Linked DNA regions of Homo sapiens: all the other regions are linked to region 1. A link is a contact called in ENCODE Hi-C or POLR2A ChIA-PET data. All regions are on one chromosome and are shown on one strand. Each heading gives the region's core, a stretch centred on a gene start or an enhancer-like site at or near the end of the contact. The rest is flanking DNA. Distances are from core to core; before and after follow the strand shown.

Region 1 (3,587 bases), core at 450-2,949:
ATACAAAAATTAGCCGGGCGTGGTGGCGGGCGCCTGTAGTCTCAGCTACTGAGGAGGCTGAGGCAGGAGAATGGCGTGAACCCGGGAGGCGGAGCTTGCAGTGAGCCGAGATAGCGCCACTGCACTCCAGCCTGGGAGATAGTGAGACTCCATCTCAAAAAAAAAAAAAATACTGTCATAACAAGGTATGTTCTTGTTTAGTGATTATTTAATGCCAATTCTGTGCCAGTCATGTTCTAGAGGTGTGCAGACACAGCAAATGATTATTCAGAAAATAACTAGCTGTTTAACTATACTGAACTATGAAACATAAAGCCAGATAAGATGACTGATCAATTTTCTATGTGTTCCACTTTAAATAGTAGTATATAAGTACATAAAGCAAATATGCAACACAAAGGAGCAAAATAAAAATAAACGGGTAATCACCAACCTGAAAAAGAATGTTAAATCCACATAACACACTTTTTCCATAACCAAAATGGCCGTGAGTAAAATATACATGACCCTTAGTGTTCATGTTGTCAAAATACTCATCTGCCTCTAACATACTACCCAAAGTAATTTCATAGTGTGACAATGGCAATAACATACTAAATAAATGCATTTATGAACATTTTAGTTGGTTTTTTTAAACCTATATACAAATCTAGTGAGTAGTATGAGTAATTTATTCTGAATTAGAATCATTTGCAAAATTAAACACCTGTAGCCTGTTCTAACGACAGTAGAAATAGTTTGTAACAGCAATAAATTTTTAGAATAACAAAACTAAATAAGATGAAAAGGCTGAAAAATGTTGTGGTTTAGTTGGTCTGTGGCCCAAATAAAACTGGAAAAATCTGAAAAAAAATTGGAAAATTTCCAACACCTGACATTTCTATGGAATATACTTAATAATGTGCTCAAATGTGCTTGACAATCAGGAAAAATGAACTTTCAAAGGATGAAAAATGTAATTAAACAATTTTCATTTAAAAAAAATTAACATGAATTTTTCATTTGCAACCATGCTGTAATATGGAACCACTTAAAACTATTTAAAACCATGTAAAAATATTTTAAGAAAAAAGTTATTTTCTCTTTCTTTGGCATAATCAACTGTTAGACTCTATAATCAATTCCAACTCCTTAAATTAAAATGGCTCAGAAATACTGCATTTGAGCTGGGCATGCTAGCACATGCCTGTAGTCCCAGCTACTTCGGAGGCCAAGGTAGGGAGGGTCACTTGAGCCCGGGAGTTCGAGGTTAGCCTGAGAAACAGAGCAAGACCCCATGCTGTGTCTCTTTTTGAAAAAAAGAAAAAGAAAAAAGGGAGAAAGGAAAACATTTTTAAAGGGAAAGAAATACTGCAATTGTCTGAACTGTATCACTCTCTGTAATTTACTGAGTATCTATGATGTCTCAGGCACCATGCCTACATTACAGTAAAACCCTGCAATAACTTATGTTACTGCAGCAGCTAGTGGGTAGGAATGGGGCTGGGAAGGAAGTAAAGGAGAGAGCAAGGCTGGAAAGGAAAATGGCAGACAAAAGCAACTGCAGAATCAGGGATGTGGAAGAGTCCCCAGAACTCTCCAAGCCCAATCTCCTCAGACTGGTCAAACAACATGGGTGCCAGTTAAACTCAGCAGTTTCCTAAAATAATACCCACTGTGCCAGAAGTTCAGTCTGCCAGAAGTCTTGAAACTGCCAAAATTCATATTTAAGCTGGACTAGAAAACTGCCACCAGGTGGCACCAAATTCCCCTCATCCCCTCTCCTACCTGAGTTGGCTGCCTGCACAAGACAATGCTACCCTGCAGATTATAAGATTAAATTTTTGGACCCCACTTATTATTACTATATTTTAGCATGATCTACTTTTCAGTTTAAAAGGAGCCAGAAAGAGTACTGAAGTGAATACATACTGAATTTCAGAACTGAATTTGGTTCATCAGGTACCACTCATCTAGTAATATTAAGCTTCTAATAGCAAGGAAATAAAAACACTTTTAGAGTGTGATTTGTTTCTAACACAACAAAATGGAAACCAATGGAAGTTTTGGAAACATTCTTAGTAGCATGGTATAACAAAGATTAAAAGCTGATAAATAAATGGGAGTAGAGAATTTAAGAACTCTCATTTTCCCTTATTAAAAGCAAAGTATTTAACTCCCAGTTGCCAATTAAAGATAAATGGGGAATCAGTATTTTTTGGCCTTTATTCTAAGACTTCTAATTTTCAGTATTTTTAACTGTATTAATATCTGGATGTCTCTGAGGTCGTATGTATGCAGCAGCACAAAAAATAGTCACAAGATTATGAAATCAGAAACCAGAATTCAAATCCCACAATGTTAGAGCCTACAAGTAACATAAGTGTGTAACACCGTGCAAGTCACAAATGTCTCTGAACTTTAGTTTCCTTGTATGTCAGTGGGAATAAAACTAATCTCTTACAGTTCCTAAACACAGCCCAATACAGTAGGTTTCCAATAAATGTTTTCTTCCCATTCTCATTAACAAAATACAAAAGGAAAAATATAATATATATATGCTAATATGTTACCATTTTACTCCCTATATGATTCTTAGGTACCAAAGCAGCGCTAACAGCAAAGAAATAAAAATCACAACACAATTCTTACTTACCCTTGAGGGCTGAGATCTAAAGAATCATCCCTGCTGTGCTGCAAGCTGGGTGATCCCAAGTCAGCTGCAGCATGAGTGGCAGCTGTGGCTGTCCCACTGCTGACTGAAGTTGTGGATCCCATGGATCCCGATCCATTCGTACATGCCTTTGGTGGACTTGTCAACAAAGACTCTGATTCTGCTAAGTGTTTTACTTGATGCATTACACCTTTATAATAACAGAGATGAAAGGGAGTCAGTTTTAATCAGGAGTAGAACCTTCTCCCCACCATTACAAAATCCCTAAATACCAACACTGACATAATACACAAAAAGACTAAAACATAACTGGCAAATAGGTAAAAGAAATTAGGAGCCAGAGTTTTCAACTTGACTTCAATCAGAAAAAAATATAAAAACTAAAGGTTAAAGAAAAATACTGATATTGAATGTCTTCTAATCTTCAAAACCAGATTATATAAAACTTAATAGGGTCACAAAGTCCTATTCAGAGTTCAAAATACTCATTATAAAAACAATAATCAACTACAGAAATACAGTGCACACCCTGTGGTGTGACAGCCAGAAGGGATGGAAAAGACCAAGAATCAGTTAACTTCAAGCGCTACAAAAAGACAAGATCACATTAACACTGCCACCAAAAAAAAAACCAGCTATTGAAGGGTGGGAACTATCACATCCTTTAAGGTGTGTAAAGAGAGCTAAACATTAACTTGTGAGGCAGGGGTTCCTATCTGTCCCGGAATCATAGGAGAGTATGTATGAAGGAGTGTGACTAAGAACTATCAAATTGTATACCAATATGCATGTCTGATTATCAGCTAGTATAAACTATATGCAAATATGTGGATATATTTAACGTGAGTGAATGAGCACACGTTCACATTTTTCTGGGGAAGAGTCCACGGCTTCTATCATTCTATCAGACTCTTATTAAAAGACAAACTGTAAT
Region 2 (3,587 bases), core at 730-3,229, 200 kb after region 1:
CCAAGCGTGGTAGCACATGCCTGTAATCCCAGCTACTAGGGGGGCTGAGGCAGGAGAATCGCTTGAACCCGGGAGGCGGAGGTTGTGGTGAGCCAAGATCGTGCCATTGCACTCCAGCCTGGGCAACAAGAGCGAAACTCAGTCTCAGAAAAAAAAAAAAAAAGAATTTCTGAGTGTCATGGCATGCCCCTGTAGTCCCAGTTACTCTGGAGGCTGAATAGGAGGATCACTTGAGCCCAGGACGTTGAGGTTACAGTGAGTTGTGTTCATACCACTGTACCCCAGCCTGGACAACAGAACAAAACCCTGTCTCAAAAAACATAATTTTTTTTTTTTTTTTTTTTGAGACCGAGTCTCTGTCTGTCGCCCAGGCTGAAGTGCAGTGGCGCGATCTCGGCTTACTACAAGCTCTGCCTCCCAGGTTCACGCCATTCTCCTGCCTCAGCCTCCCGAGTAGCTGGGACTACAGGTGCCCGCCACCACACCCGGCTAATTTTTTGTATTTTTAGTAGAGACGGGGTTTCACCGTGTTAGCCAGGATGGTCTCGATCTCCTGACGTTGTGATCTGCCCGCCTCAGCCTCCCAAAGTGCTGGGATTACAAGCGTGAGCCACCGCGCCTGGCCAAAAATAATTTTAAGTAATGTAATTTTTTTTTTTTTTTTTTTTGAGACAGAGTCTTTCTCTGTCGCCCAGGCCAGAGTGCAATGGCATGATCTCCGCTGACTGCAACCTCCGCCTATTGGGTTCAAGTGATTCTTGTGCCTCAGCTTCCCGAGTAACTGGGATTACAGGCACCCACCATCATGCCCAGCTAATTTTTATATTTTTAGTACAGACGGGGTTTCCCCGTGTTGGCCAGGCTGATCTCAAACTCCTGACCTCAGGTGATCCACCCACCTCGGCCTCCCAAAGTGCTGGGATTACAGGTGTGAGCCACCGCGCCCGGCCTTAAGTAATATAATCTGTATTATAGTACTTAATATATTCCTTTTGAGAGTGTGTGTGTGTGTATATATATATGTATATATATATATATATGTATGTGTATATATACACACACACACATATTTAATTTTTAAAAGAGAGGTGGGATTTCATTGTGTTGCCCAGGTTGCTCTTGAACTCCTGGGCTCAAATGATCCTCCCACCTCAGCCTCCCAAAGTGCTGAGATTACAGGTGTGAGCCACCTTCCTGTCCAAATATATATATGTATATATATGTATTTTTTAACTTATATTTTGGGTTCAGGCATACATGTGAAGGTTTGTTACACAGGTAAACTCATGTCACAGGGTTTTTTTGTACAGATTATTTAATCACCCAGGTTAATTATTAAACCCAATACCCAATAGTTATGTTTTCTGCTCCTCCTCTTCCTCCCACCCTCCACCCTCAAGTAGACACCAGTATCTATTGTTTCCTTCTTTGTATTCATAAGTTCTCATCATTTAGCTCCCCAAAATATATTTTTTACTTGATTTTCCTACCTAAAAATGGAAAGCTGAAAACAAGTACTATTGTATATATTTTTGCCATTAAATAAGTATCCTAAAGTTGAAATTTTGTGCTTGGTGCTGATAAGAAGCTGATTATTAGGGCCTGGCACGGTGGCTCACACCTGTAATCCCAGCACTTTGGGAGGCCGAGGTGGGTGGATCACCTGAGGTCAGGAGTTTGAGACCAGCCTGGCCAACATAGGGAAACCACATCTCAACTAAAAATACAAAAATTAGCTGGGCCTGGTGGCACAGGCCTGTAATCCCAGGTAGTTGGGAGGCTGAGGCAGGATTGCTGCTTGAACTCAGGATGTGGAGGTTGCAGTGAGCCAAGATCACACCACTGCACTGCAGCCTGGACAACAGAGTGAGACTGTCTCAAAAAAAAAAAAAAAAAAAAAAAGAAGCAGCAGCAGCTGATTATTCATACTTTAAATGAAAAGAGAATTCTACGTAAATAAAATATGCAAGTGGGGATCTAGCAAAAGTTTCTGCGCTGTTGCAGGGCCTGGATTTGATTTTCTATCAAATCCTTCCATTTACTTTCAGTAAATTTCTGCTCCTGCAAGTAAATGGAAGGATTTGATAGGAAACAGCAGCAAGTGAGTGGCTTCTGGTAGTTATTTCTCACGCTGAGCGGCTGCCTTCTCTCCAAGTTTTACTCACTTCCACTATTACTTTCACTCTTAGTGTCCTGCTATTATTTCAGTGCAGTCTTGAAAACATTCTCCATAATTTAGCCAGTGCTCTGAAGTAGGTCTTCTCTAGGTTGCTGATTTCAGCCCTGAGCATCTTTACAGAGCAGAATTATTAGAAGATGGAACATGACTCAGGGCTGCTGCTTTTATTCTCCCCGCATAACATTAACCACTTTTCTTTTTTTTTTTTTTTTTTTTTTGAGTCAGAGTCTCGCTCGGTCACCCAGGCTGGAGTTCAGTGGTGAGATCTCAGCTCATGCAACCTCCACCTCCTGGGTTCAAGGGATTCTCCTGCCTCAGCCTCCTGAGTAGCTGGGTGGGACTACAGGTGCTTGCCACCATGCCTGGCTAATTTTTGCATTTTCAGTAGAGACTGGGTTTCACCATGTTGGCCAGGTTGGTCTTGAACTCCTGGCCTCAAGTGATCCACCTACCTCAGCCTCCCAAAGTGTTGAGATTACAGGCGTGAGCCACTGCACCCAGCCAACCACTTTTTTTCTTATTTGCACACAGGGAAAGAAGGAAAACCACTTATTTCTGTTGTCAATCTAAGTTTTATCTCTGTTCCATTTACCTGTTACACACTTCATTTATAAGTTATTTTCTTTTTCTTTTTTCTTTTTTTTTCTTTTGAGACAGAGTCTCGCTCTGTTGCCCAGGCTGGAGTGCAATGGCACCATCTCGGCTCACTGCAACCTCTGCCTCCTGGGTTCAAGCAATTCTGCTGCCTCAGCCTCCCGAGTAGCTGGGATTACAGGCACCCACCACTGTGCCTGGCTAATTTTTGTATTTTTAGTAGACACGGGGTTTCGCCATGTTGTCCAGGCTGGTTTTGGACTCCTGACCTCAGGTGATCCACCTGCCTCGGCCTCCCAAAGTGCTGGGATTGCAGGCATGAGCCACCATGCCCAACCTTATAAGTTATTTTCATTTAACTACTTTATTAATGAAAAAAAGGCTTCCTTTTCAAATTCCGGGGGACAAGTTTATTACCAAATTATTTGTGTCCAGTCCAGCTCCTTCCTCTTTACCTCAGGGAGGGAGTTGCTCCTCTCCTGCTCAAGATCAGTGCTACCTGACACGTGGTTCCAGGGCCTACTCCTGGGAATTTCACTTATTTCCTTTCTCTTCTGTTTGTTATTGTTACTATTATTGTTTTTTTAAGAGACAAAGTCACTCCATCACCCAGGCTGGAGTGCAGTGGCATGATCTCTGCTAACTGCAATCTCCGCCTCCCAGGTTCAAGCGATTCTCATGCGTCAGCCTCCTGAGTAGCTGGAATTACAAGTGCAAGCCACCACACCTGGCTAATTTTATTTTATTTTATTTTATTTCTGTATTTTTGGTAGAGACGGGGTTTTACCACGTTGGCCAGGCTGGTCTCGAACTC
Region 3 (3,587 bases), core at 557-3,056, 180 kb after region 1:
AGTTTGAGACCAGCCTGGCCAACATGGTGAAACCCCGTCTCTACTAAAAATATAAAAATTAGCCGGGCGTGGGGGCAGGCGCCTGTAATCCCTGCTGCTCGGGAGGCTGAGGATCACTTGAACCTGGGAGGTGGAGGTTGAAGTGAGCAGAGATCGTGCCACTGCATTCCAGCCTGGGCAACAGAGTGATACTCTGTCTCAAAAAAAAAAAAAAAATCCATTATTTAACAATAATAGTATGCAATAGGCCAGGTGTGGTGGTTCACACTTGTCATTCTAGCACTTTGGGAGGCTGAAGTGGGAGGATTTCTTGAGCCCAGGAGTTTAAGACTAGCCTGGGCAACATGGCAAGACTCCATATAAATATATATAGTGTGTGTGTATATATATATATATGTATGTGATAGTTTTGTTTTATGTATGTGTGTGTATATATATATATAAATGTGATAGTTTGTTGTTGTTTTTTGTTTTGTTTAGAGAGGGAAGGTTTTGTTTTGTTTTGCTTTCTTAAATAGTTAAAAGTTGGGCTGGGTGCAGTGGCTCATACCTATAATCCCAGCACTTTGGGAGGCAGACGCAGGTGGATCACCTGAGGTCAGGTGTTTGAGACCAGCTTGGCCAACATGGTGAAACCCTGTCTCTACTAAAAGTACAAAAATTAGCCGGGTGTGGTTGTGCAAGCCTGTAATCCCAGCTACTTGGGAAGCTGAGGCAGGAGAATCACTTGAACCCGGGAGGCGGAGTTAAAAAAAAAAAAAGTCTGCTGGATTGAGTGGTTCACTGTCTTACTATCTGTATGCAATATCATTAACTCCTTTATGGCAAATATTTATAAAATTCATTGTTGGCTTAAGAACAACCATGTCAAATAATGAAAAAGAGAAGAAAATGTGACTGAGATTAGAAGAAAAAAAAAAGAACAATCATATTGGCAGAAGACTATTTACTTTTGATTGAATTTCAGTCAGCCCAGGCATGCCTAACTTTAACTGTGGACCAGACATGTTTCTATGCAGCTCACTATAAAGTAAACTTCCATAAAACACATTTCATTTTCAAGTTAACATTCGTTTTTTTTGTTTTTTGTTTTTTTGAGACAGAGTCTTGCTCTGTCGCCTAGGGTGGACGGCAGTGGCACGATCTCAGCTCACTGCAACCTCCACCTCCCAAGTTTAAGCAGTTCTCATGCCACAGAGCCCCCGCCCCTGCCCCTGAATAGCTGGGACTACAGGCACACACCACCACACCTGGCTAATTTTTGTATTTTTAGTAGAGATGAGGTTTCATCATGTTGGCCAGGCTGGTCTCGAACTCCTGGCCTCAAGTGATCTGGCTGCCTCGGCCTCCCAAAGTGCCGGGGATTATAGATGTGAGCCACGGCGCCCTGCCTCCATTTTATTTTCTAACCACTGTAGGACCTTCCCCAGAGCTATGTGTCTAGTTAATGCTGCATTGTTCCTTGAGACCATGTGGTTTTCTGATTGTCTTCCACAAAAACCTGGAGATGGGGATTTGGGCCAGAGATGGGAGTCAAAAGCCTCCCACTGCCTTCTGATTGCTGGCTTACTTGCAGACCTCACCAGTCTCTTGCCTGCTCCAGGCACCTTCCAAGCCCTGCCCTTGATAAGAGATTGGGGGGAGGGGTCAAGCTCCTGATAAGATACTGGGGGAGGGGATTCACTTCAGGATAACTACTTGAGGGGTTCTGATACTGGAAGAGAAAAGGCAATATAGCGAAGATTTTATGAGTCTGACAGCAGGCCTGCCTCCCTGCTGGCTGTGTTCCTGCTGGACAGCAGGAGAGTTGAGGGATTCAGCCAAGGCATGTACTAACCAGGCTTTTTAAATGGTAGTTTACAGAGCTGCAGTCTCGGGGCTGCCAGGTGGTTTCCCGCCAGCAGCAGCACTGTGATACCAAATTAAATCAGCCCGGCAAGTTCAAAGGCTCCTGTGTCTCTAAGGGGAAAACTCCAAACCATGGTGTTGGTAGTCTCTGTACACCCCCTTCTTAGAGAATCCTTCAGGAAGTCCTCTGTCTTCAGAGGAAGGAGGAGGGTTCATGGTAGCACAGACTGGGACTCAGTAAGCTGGCGTTGAAATCTCTGTCCTGCCACCAGCCCGCTGTGTGATCACAGCTGATTGCTCCTCCCCTCTGTGAGTCAGTTTCCTCATCCTTAACTGGAGATAATGGTTACTCCATATAGCCACGGTGAGCATTCAATGGCCTGATACAAAGTCAGGCGCAGTGGCTCACGCCTGTAATCCCAACTACTTGGGAGGCTGAAGTGAGAGGATCACTAGAGGCCAGAAGTTTGAGACCAGCCTGGGTAACACAGTGAGACCACCCCCCCATCTCTAAAAAAAACTTTAACAAAATGAAAAGCAAGACAAAATACCTGATATATGAACAGATTTTTTTTTTTTGAGACAGGATCTCACTCTGCTGCCTAGGCTGGAGTGCAGTAGCACGATCACGCTCACTGCAACTTTCACCTGCCAGGCTTAAGCGGATCACTTGAAGCCAGGAGTTCGAGACCAACCTGGCAAACATGGCAAAACCCTGTTTCTACAAAAAATACAAAAATTGGCTGGGCGTGGTGGTGCCTGCCTGCCCAGTTACTCAGGAGGCTGAGGTGGAAGGATCACCTGAGCCTGGGAGGTCCAGGCTGTAGTGCGCTGTGATTGTGCCACTATACTCCAACCTGGGTGACAGAATGAGACCCTGTCTCAAAAAAAAAAAAAAAAGAAAGAAAGAAAAAGGAAAAGAAAAAAAAAATTCCCAGCATGTCCTTATGGTTTGCTGTTGTATTAGTCTGTTCTCACATTGCTATAAGGAAATACCTGAGAATGGATAATTTATAAAGAAAGGAGGTTTAATTGGCTCATGGTTTTGCAGGCTGTACAGAAAGCATAGCAGCTTGTTTTTGGGGAGGCCCCAAGAAGCTTCCAGTCATGGTGGAAGGCAAAGAGGGAGCAGGTGTCTTACATGGCAGGAGCAGGAACAAGAGAGTGACAGGGTGAGGTGCCACACACTTGAGTTTTTTGTTTTGTTTTTGTTTTTTTTTTTGAGAGACCTAGCCTCACTCTGTTGCCCAGGCTGGAGTGGAGTGGGGCCATCCTGGCTCACTGCAACTTCCACCTCCCAGGCTCAAGTGATCTTCCCACCTCAGCCTCCTAAGTAGCTGGGACTACAGGCATGTGCCACCATGCCTGGCTAATTTTTTTGTATTTTTTGTAGAGATGGGGTTTCACTCTGTTGTCCAGGCTGCTTTCAAACTCCTGAGCTCAAGCAATCTGCCTGCCTTGGCCTCCCGTAGTGCTGGGATTACATGCGTGGGCCACTGTGCCCAGCCTCCTTCCTCTATCTGCAAAGCCAACAATGGCAGGTCTTGTCTTTCTCACGAGGCATCACTCTCACCTTGCCTCCGTGGTCATGTCTCCTTCTCTGACTATGACTCTCCTGCCTTCGTCTTTCCCTTATAAGGAACTTTGTGATGACATTAGGCTCACCAGATAATCCAGGATTATCTCCCATCTCAAGATCCTTAATTTGGCTGGGCACAGTGGCTCACACCAGTAATCCT

Evidence for each region. Hi-C counts contacts between places; a loop is a spot of excess contacts on that map. ChIA-PET counts read pairs that join two places held with the same protein, here RNA polymerase II (POLR2A). Pooled maps may share reads with other maps.
Region 2: a loop to region 1 is called in a map of CD8-positive, alpha-beta T cell, with 2.9 times the contacts of the local background. The contact joins two enhancer-like sites. A Hi-C loop is called at or near these places in 8 of 168 maps with a recorded cell type or tissue (CD4-positive, alpha-beta T cell, CD4-positive, alpha-beta memory T cell, CD8-positive, alpha-beta T cell and 4 more), 14 of 37 single-sample maps with no recorded cell type and 15 of 50 pooled maps. POLR2A ChIA-PET finds 5 or more read pairs at or near these places in 1 of 52 experiments (activated T-cell).
Region 3: a map of endothelial cell of umbilical vein shows a loop between it and region 1 (5-fold over the local background). The contact joins two enhancer-like sites. A Hi-C loop is called at or near these places in 1 of 168 maps with a recorded cell type or tissue (endothelial cell of umbilical vein) and 15 of 50 pooled maps. POLR2A ChIA-PET finds 5 or more read pairs at or near these places in 2 of 52 experiments (activated T-cell and activated naive CD4-positive, alpha-beta T cell).

Annotation. Positions count from the first base shown.
Region 1 is chr2:229,799,617-229,803,203 of GRCh38, forward strand. TRIP12 (thyroid hormone receptor interactor 12) reads right to left here. Exons shown (of 42, transcript NM_001348323.3): 21 at 2,636-2,843. Among named protein-coding and RNA genes, the nearest start is that of DNER, 87 kb to the left of the region's middle. Within about 2 kb of position 1,700, at least 4 of the 41 ENCODE cell types and tissues checked have a DNase peak (open chromatin) inside an H3K27ac peak, as active enhancers do.
Region 2 is chr2:229,998,477-230,002,063 of GRCh38, forward strand. All of the region lies in intron 3 of FBXO36 (F-box protein 36), which reads left to right. Among named protein-coding and RNA genes, the nearest start is that of SLC16A14, 69 kb to the right of the region's middle. Within about 2 kb of position 1,980, at least 2 of the 41 ENCODE cell types and tissues checked have a DNase peak (open chromatin) inside an H3K27ac peak, as active enhancers do.
Region 3 is chr2:229,978,970-229,982,556 of GRCh38, forward strand. All of the region lies in intron 2 of FBXO36 (F-box protein 36), which reads left to right. Among named protein-coding and RNA genes, the nearest start is that of FBXO36, 58 kb to the left of the region's middle. Within about 2 kb of position 1,807, at least 13 of the 41 ENCODE cell types and tissues checked have a DNase peak (open chromatin) inside an H3K27ac peak, as active enhancers do.